Linked DNA regions of Homo sapiens: region 1 is linked to region 2. A link is an interaction called in ENCODE POLR2A ChIA-PET data of the cell type or tissue named here. Cell type or tissue: K562. All regions are shown on one strand. Each heading gives the region's core, and the rest is flanking DNA. Links, peaks and the distances in the headings are about the cores only. Region 1 overlaps GPSM2 (G protein signaling modulator 2). Region 2 has its middle 7.5 kb from the start of GPR61.

Region 1 (4,391 bases), core at 206-4,205, 620 kb after region 2:
AACTGCAGTTACCATCAGGAGGCAGAATTACTGATTATCTTGATTTCTGTGTTCAGATTTTCTAAAGTTGCTGTAATGAAGGTATTTTATAAAAGCATTTTTAAAAATATACCACAGTGGCTAAATAAAATAAGTAAAATAAAGAAAGGCCAGGAGCAGTGGCTCACGCCTGTAATCCCAGCACTTTGGGAGGCAGAGGTGGGCGGAACACGAGGTCAGGAGATCGAGACCATCGTGGCCAACACGGTGAAACCCTGTCTTTACTAAAAATACAAACATTAGCTGGGTGTGGTGGTGCCCGCCTGCAGTCCCAGCTACCCGGGAGGCTGAGGCAGGAGAATCGCATGAACCTGGGAGGTGGAGGGTGCAGTGAGCTGAGATCGCGCCACTGCACTCCAGCCTGGCCAAAGAGCGAGACTCCGTCTCAAAAAAAACAAAAAAGAAAAAAAAGAAATAAAAATATACATAAAAGAATGAGAACCTATTTTTTTTTTTTTTTTTTTGAGACAAGTCTCGCTCTGTTGCCAGGCTGGAGTACAGTGGCGCGATCTCAGCTCACTGCAACCTCCGCCTCCCAGGTTCAAGCGATTCTCCTGCCTCAGCCTCCCGAGTAGCTGGGACTATAGGCGGACACCACCACACCCAGCTAATTTTTGTATTTTTAGTAAAGACAGGGTTTCACCATGTTGGCCAGGATGGTCTCGATCTCCTGACCTCGTGATCCACCCACCTCGGCCTCCCAAAGTGCTGGGATTACAGGCGCGAGCCACCGTGCCCGGCCGAGAGCCTATTTTGACAATGTAATTATTCAGTTCAAAGGAAACGGAAAAAAGTAGCCTTGATGTTTTCTTCAATAACCTGTTTCTAATTATGAAGTCCCTTCCCTTTTACTGTGCACCCCTCTCCTGCAAGAAAAAGCCTAGGGAAGATGTATCTTCAATACAAAGTACTTGTTAAAAAAAAATGCTTTTCAAGAATGCAGCCAGAAAAACAACTCTCCTCTTGATCATAAATTTCATTTATCTTGGCAATAATGTTGCTATGTAGTTGGGGAAAAAAGCTTGTCCTTTTGATCTTCCTGATCTTCTATTAATTAAAAGTAATACATTTGCATAGTAAATGATTCAAACAGTTCAAACTGGTATATAAAGTATTTCTAGCCTAACCCAGACACTCAGTCCTCTTCCCAGAAGAAATCATTGTTAGCCCGTTTCTTATATCTTATTCCAGAATGTTTTAGGAATCTACAAAGGAAATATATGCATGTATTTTTCTTAAACAGATGGCAGCATACGGTACTCATTCTTTTTGCACTATACTTTTTCTGACTTTTTTTTTACAGGCAAATTTTAAAGTGATACCTATATAGGGCAAGCCTTATTTAAATTATTTCATTAAATTAAAAATTACTAAAACATTTTATAATAGTTCATGAAATTTAAAACATAAAACCTGCCACCCACCTTTTCTGGTGTTAACTTCATAAGTTCCATATTTTCCATACTATGCCGGCGTCCCAACTTGGGGCGTACACCTTTGTTTAAAAAAAATTAATTCAAATAAACCAGGGAGCCCTTAAGAGTACAAGTTCAGCATCATTACATTATTCAGTTCTAAAATCTGATACACAAACCCATATGAAACGAGAAAACCTGTACAAATATGTATTCTTCCAAGAATAATAATTTTCTATACCAGCTACACAAAAATAGAATATACATTCCCCTCTAAAATGCTTTGATGTAAGGAAGTTACATTTTGGTTGGAAACTAACACTGGTTACTACATTACCCCTTAATTTGAAAAAGGCATTTTATAACAACTGGTTTTATACTATCCACACAGTTTCAAAAATAACAATCTGTAGAGCAGTTTATTCCTTATAACAGAAGGAAAAGGCTGTAGGCCTTCAATTGCGTGAAAAGAATCAAAATAGCATCCCCACTACTATGCTGTTACTCTTTTCTAGGTTACCCCTTTCTATTTTAAGATCTCATTAGATGACAGACTTACTGCCAGTCAGAAAACAAGTAAACGAGTCCTTAAACTTTTTTCAATAAAGTTATTAAATACAGAGAATTTCCATATCCATTCAATGTTTTAAAATATTAGGCAATATTTTAAAAGGCATAAGAAATACCTAATACCCAGCTTAAAAAAAGAAACATTACAAACACATTAAACTCCCCTTGTATAACTCCCCTCATAATTTCCCTTGTCTTCCCTGCGCTTTTATGCATTTTCATTACAAATGTATGTATTTCTTAGCAATACAGCATGTGCTATATTGCTTTTGAAACTATATTGGTTTTAGAGCTATATTGGTTTTGAAACATTTATAAATGGTATCATACTGTATGTATTCTGCAACCATCTTTGAGAAACCTTATGTTTGTGAGATTCATCCAAGTTGCCATGTATACCTTAATTCATTTTCATTGCTGTTTTTGGCAAAGGCTTTTTTATAATAACTGGTTTATACTATCCACACAGTCTCAAAAATAACAGACTGTAGAGTGGACTAGGAAATCATCCATTTTATTAGTGACAGATATTTGGGTTGCTTCCAATTTTTTTGCTATGATAAGCACACTACAGATATTCTTGGAAACGTCTCTCAGTGTACATGAACAAGCATTTCTTCTAGTTTGGTGGGTATCAGCAGTATATAACTGGGAGCACAACAGGAGTGAAACAGCTGGATCATCCAGTTGGCGCATCTTTAACTTCACCAGAATGTTGCTGGATTGTACTTCAGGGTATACCAATTTCTATCCCATCAATACCACACAAGAGTTTCCATTACCCTGCATCATTTGAATACTGGTAGTAATTTTTGTTTACCTCATAAGTTTCTACCAGTACTCCACTGTGATGTTTGCTGATGAGATGAAGTTAAATATCTTCTCATATATTTATGGGCTATTTGTGTACTGTTCATCACTTTTGCCCCCCGCCCCGTGTCCCCCCCACCCTTTTTTTTTTTTAAAGTAGAGACAGGGTTTCACCATGTTGGCCAGGCTGGTCTCGAACTCCTGACCTCAAGTGATCTGCCCACCTCAACTCCCAAAGTGTTGGGATTACTTGTGTGAGCCACCATGCCTGGCCGGCCCCCGATCTCTTTTTTTGAGAAGAGGTCTTGCTCTGTTGCCCAGGCTGGAGTGCAGTGGCGCAATCACAGCTCACTGCAGCTTAGGTGACCTCTTGGGCTCAAAGCGATCCTCCCACCTCAGCCTACCAAGTAGCTGGGGCTATAGGCATGCAACACCATGTCCATTTTTTTTTTTTTTTTTTATACAGACAGGGGTCCTATGTTGCCCAGGCTGGTCTTGACTGCTGGATGCAAGCGATCCTCCTGCCTCAACCTCCCAAAGTGCTGGGATTACAGGTGTGAGCCACTGCACCTCTCCTGCATCATCACTATTACTGCTCTAAATCTGTCTTTCACATTGAAATCCTTAATCCATCAATAATTCATTTTTATGTGAGATTATTTTCCATATATGTGAGGAATATAGGCTCTCTACTCGATTCCACTGGTCTATTTGTCTTTATGCCAACAGCACACTGTCTTATTACTTATATCTGTAAAGAAAGCACTTTTCATATTCTTAGGAATGTTTTGGTATTTCTCAGAACTTTTTTGTTTCATATAAACTTATGAATAACTTCATGAAGTTCCACAAAATAATTGTGATGTGTTTGGCAGTGCACTTAATTTTTATCAATTTGAGAAGAACTGAAATCTTTTATAAAATTTTGTCAGCCGGGCACGGTGGTGCATGCCTGTAATCCCAGCACTTTGGGAGACTGAGGTGGGCAGATCCCTTGAACTCATAAGTTCGAGACTAGCCTGGGCAACATGGCAAAACCCCATATCTGCAAAAAAATATAAAAATCAGCCAGACATGGTGGCATGTGCCTTATAGTCCCAGCTACTCAGGAGGCTGAGGTGGGCAGATTGCTTGAGCCTGGGAGGTAGAGGCTGCAGTAAGCTGAGATGACTCCACTGCAGTTCCGCCTGGTGACAGAGTAAGAGCCTGTCTTTAAAAAAAAAAAAAAAAAAAAAAAATTGTCTTCCCACTTGAGTATGGTTTATCACCCATCAATTACTAAGAGATATGTATTAAAATTTCCCGTTATGATTGTAGATTTTCCTATTTCTTTGGTCAATTTTGCTTTATGTACGTTGAGGCCTTGTTATAAACACCTATTAAGCCCAGACACATTTAATGCATTCATCTTCCTGGTGAATTGAACTGTTAATCACTGGTAAGTACCACCGTAAAGTGACCTTCTTCATTTACTTTGGTTTTTGTTTGTTTGCTTGTGTTTTTGTTTTTCTGAGATGGAGTTTCGCTGTGTTGCCCAGGCTAGAGTGCAGTGGCGTG
Region 2 (4,391 bases), core at 85-4,084:
GGATGGGGACAATGCAGGCTGTAAGTGTCAAGGGATGGTGAAATTGCTGGGGAGATTCAAAGGAAAAAGTGAACTTACTTCCTCATGAAATCTAGGAAGACTTCATGAAGGAAGTGGCACGGGTCTTAAAGGAGGAGTAGGATTTTAACTGTGAGTAACTGAAAGAGGCTGAGGACAGTAGTCTAGATGGAAAAAGAAGGCCTACCAAAAATATGGAAATAGCAAGTTTAGGAAATATTAGGGCACTGTGAGTTCTCCAATTTGACTGAAAAATAATCTGGCTGTAGGGAAGAAGTGAGAATAGAAAGGTAGATTTATGGTAGATTTATGGGACTGCGCCCCCTGCAAGCCAGGCTGAGAAGCCAGACTGAGAAGTCAACATAGCAAAATGTCTTGAGCAGGGAAACATAAGGCCACAGATGTGCCCATCTCCTATCTTTTTTTTTTTTTTTTAAGATAGAGTCTCTTTCTGAAACCCAGGCTGGAGTGTGCAGTGGCGCAGACATGGCTCACTGCAGTCTCGACCTCCCAGGCTCAAGTGATCCTCCTGCTTCGGCCTCCCGAGTAGCTGGGACCACAGGTGTGCCACCACACCCAGCTAATTTTTTATTTTTATTTTATTTTATTTTATCTTATTATTTTATTTTTGAGACGGAGTCTCGCTTTATCGCCCAGGCTGGAGTGCACTGGCACGATCTTGGCTCACTGCAAGCCCCACCTCCTGGGTTCACGCCATTCCCCGGCCTCAGCCTCCCGAGTAGCTGGGACTACAGGCGCCCACCACCACACGCGGCTAATTTTTTTTTTTTTTTTTTTTTAGTAGAGACGGGGTTTCGCCATGTTAGCCAGGACAGTCTCAATCTCCTGACCTCATGATCTGCCCGCCTATAGTGATGGGAGTCTCGCCATGTTGCCCAGGCTGGTCTCAAACTCCTGGGCTCAAGCAATCCTCCCACCTTGGCCTCCCAAAATGCTGGGATTCCAGGCCCAGCCTCCTGTCTTTTGGTGGGTCCTTTGATAAGTATTTACTGAACCCACAAGTTCCAGAGCAAGGGGTTGAATCAGAGACGAGGGATTTTCCTTGTCATTCAGGCCCAGAGGGAGAAATAAAAATCCATATAGGTCATCAAGGAGATAGTGCATGTGAATGTGTGACAGAGTGCACTCAGGAGAAAGGGGAGGTCACAGATGAAGTGATACAGCATCAAATGACTCTCATGTTTCTTAGGTGGGGCTCTGAGGATCTTTGGCCCAGGTACTCATGACTGACCATGTCCATTCTTCGGAGAGGAGGGGAAAAGGTGGAGTGGTAATTTGAGTGCCAGGAAATTCTCCCTATAGAGTAATGATATCATAAGAAGCTGTCCAGCCTGTCCTGAGAGGACATGGCATCTGGACTATCGGCTGGTCCTTCCACCCTGGAACGCCCAGTTCAAGGCCTACTTCTTTGGCCCTGGCCTGAAAACAAAAAGAACTGGGCTGGGTTTCCCAACTGAGAGCTCCACAGAGCACTCCCAGCAGTGCCTGGTGTCTGACTCTGGGGGGCACCCCTGCTCTATGTCTCTGGGTCAGTCGCCCCTAACCATCTCATCCTCAGCCAAGCCAACCCCTGCTGAGCCCAAGGGAACCTGACTCTTCCCTGTCCAGGCTGGACACCACTGAGCACAATGATACTGGTCCTGTGACCTCTTTCCCAGACATCTCCTTCCCTCCAAAGTCCTCTCCCTGCGTTCCTGCCCCACCTAAAAATAGCACCCCCCGACTCTTATGCCCATTGGTTGAAGGGAGGGACAGACTTCCAGACCTAGAACTCTGGGGGACTCCTTGGGGATCCAGAGATAGCTTGTGAGTGGCCCCTGGGGTTTCTGGGCGCCCGGGAGGTGGTCAGCCCTCACCCACATGCCTGGGGACCCTACTGCAGAATGGCAAGTGGAAGCTCAGTCTCCTGGATGGCCTCCCCTGGAGGGGTATCCCTGGAGGATGTAAATCAGCATCGCACGAGGCAGGGGTTCCTAGAGGGTGAGGTCCTGGGTGGGAAAGAGGACCCAAGCCTCTCCATTTCCGGCCCCCAGACTGCCTTGACAGCCAGCAACCACAAGGGGGCAGTGTTGGCCACAGAGCTGCAAAGAGTTGACTGCAGTCCCCGGTGACAGGCTTCTCCCCGCCCAACCGCCACCTGCCTTCTCCCTCCTGGAGACCGTGGTCCTATGGTGGTCCTGTGGACTCTGACCTTTTTACACCATCACAGTCGGCTGGGAGGACCAGGCGAGAGGGCCCTGGCTCGTTAAATAAAATCCCTCCTACTCCTAAGAGCTTATGAGGAAGAGATGGGCCGACTGGTGTCCCAGAAGGAGGCCTGAACCGGCGGTCCAGCGTGCATCCACATTTAGTGGGCAGTACGCTTTGGGCTGCTCTCCCAGCTTTTCGGAGCCCCGGCTTTTCGGAGCCCCAGCTTCCAATGAGGGATTGGGCCACGATTTTAGGCATTCTCTAAGGTCCTTTTCCGCCCGAGAATTTGAGCGTCTGAGTCAGCAGCTGCTGTCCTTGAGTGGCTTCTCTCTCCAGGCCCCGGACAGCTTCAGAGGCTCAGTCTGGGTGGGTGGAGGGATACAGGAAACAGCAGTGGGCATTTCTGATCTCTACAAACCAGGCCATTATTCTGGAAACCACAGTCATGAAGAGGTGCAGTCCTAGGACTGGGAAAAGACTGAGAAAGGAATGACCAGGGTCAGCTGGATCTCAGGAAGACCCCTCTCAGGGGCTCCATCTGACTGATTTGTGTGATTGTGTGAATGGCAGGATGGCTGGAAGCTGGCTGAAGAATGCCCTGTCCCAGGCCGTGGAGCTATGTTGAGCTTCCTTGAAGTAGAGGCTGCAGGAAGCCTAGACGTCCCTCCCTTCCGGCCCTCCTTACTCCCAAATCCCCACAACAGTCCCCTTCTCTCCTCCCCGCATTGCTGACACCTGCTTCTAGCTCCCTGCCTGAACCTGAACCTCCACCCACAGAGAGTGGAACCCACAGCCACAGTTCTAGGAGGGGATCCCTGCCTGGCCTTCCTATCCCTAGCCTGTCCTGCCCAGCCCTGTCCCTCCAGACCAGCCTCTGCTCACACCCACATAGCCCTGCTCCTGTGCCTCTGAGGCACTCTCTCCCAACTCCTGTAATTTCACACCAGGCCCCTGGACAGTGTGTGTCCAGCACCTCCGCTTCCCTGATCAGACATCTGATCCAGCACCTGGGGCCTGACCCCCACAAGCACAGGGTGTGTCCTGGTTCTTCTATCTCATCTCCTTTCTTCCTTGATGGCCCCATTTTCTCACTTTTCCTGTCTCCCTTATTTGGTTTCTCTTCTTTGATCTGTCGTCTGCTCTCTGCATCCTGTTCTCAGAACTCTCTGAGTCCTGGAGCCTCTTGGCCGTGGGCCTCTGCTCCTTGACCTCTCTGTTTCTTTGCCTCAGTGTACACCTTTCCCCCTTCGCTTTCCATCTCTCTCTCCATCTTCACTTCCTCCTCTGCAGTGCATACACTGAGTATCGGATCCATCTCTCCCTGGACTGAGGGTATAAATAGCAGAGGGAGGCTGGGCTAGAAGCCAATTGTGCTACCAGCCTCTTCCTTGCAGTCCTGGGCTTAGCATTCAGGACCAGTAGTGGGAAGGGTCCTGGGCAGGGCTTCAGGGGTAGGGAGTTGGAGGGTTGCAGTTGAAGGCCACTGGATGAGTGACAGACCCAGGCAGAGAGAGGGGTGCTACCGCAGCTGGAGGGAGTCCTGAGCTTCACGTGCAGGCCAGGCTCCCCACCTAATGTGCGTATGAAGTCGCTACTTCTGCTGCTGGAAAAGGAGCTCTGGGTCAAATGACCCTCCCAAGGGCCGCTGGAGGGCCCTGTCTGCTCCTCTGGTACGTAGATGCATGGGCCCAGGTGGCTGCCAACAGACAGCAGCTGGGGACTGGAGTAGAAGTGGTGCCCTCAAGAAACAGGCCGCACTCTCGCTGCAGCCAGCTCCCTGGCCTAATTAGAGACCGGAACGGCATTGATCGTCCCTGAGCTCATTATGTCACAGCTGGGGAACAGCTGGCCAGTTTTTTCCAGGCCATTAGCTGCGCCATGAAGTGGAGAGTGTTGGGGAGAGGGGGGTGGCGTGCAAGCAGGATCAATACCCCGTCTGTCTAGGGGAAAGCAGCCTAGTGGCTGCCTTCTCTGGCACTCTGGCTGTGCTTCTCTCCAGCGCTGCTACGCTAGCTGAGCTCCTTGGAGTTCACACACAAAAGCTCTACTCCTTCAATCCTGGAGCCCAGAGAGATGGACTCATGGCTTCTGGGCTGGCCCTGACCTGGCTGGAAGGGACCCTCGGAGCCTTCTCTCAGAGAATTAAGAAGGGCAAGAAAGAG

What was found. ChIA-PET counts read pairs that join two places held together with the same protein. Peaks named below come from ENCODE experiments on the same cell type or tissue, not always from the same donor. Only the 100,000 strongest peaks of a DNase experiment are listed, where the experiment ranks them.
Region 1: POLR2A ChIA-PET joins it to region 2 with 6 read pairs; 1 of 35 experiments calls an interaction of 5 or more read pairs at or near these places.

What each region holds. Positions count from the first base shown.
Region 1 is chr1:108,911,481-108,915,871 of GRCh38, reverse strand. It overlaps GPSM2 (G protein signaling modulator 2), which reads right to left. Exons shown (of 15, transcript NM_013296.5): 11 at 1,464-1,534. Among named protein-coding and RNA genes, the nearest start is that of GPSM2, 37 kb to the right of the region's middle. In K562, for the core only: no CTCF peak of the experiment used is centred there; a DNase peak (open chromatin) is centred at 2,631; H3K4me3 peaks cover 150 bases.
Region 2 is chr1:109,530,179-109,534,569 of GRCh38, reverse strand. No RefSeq gene overlaps it. Among named protein-coding and RNA genes, the nearest start is that of GPR61, 7.5 kb to the left of the region's middle. RefSeq lists a silencer at 3,735-3,903. In K562, for the core only: CTCF peaks have their summits at 1,539 (motif pointing right) and 2,098 (motif pointing right); DNase peaks (open chromatin) are centred at 1,559 and 2,109.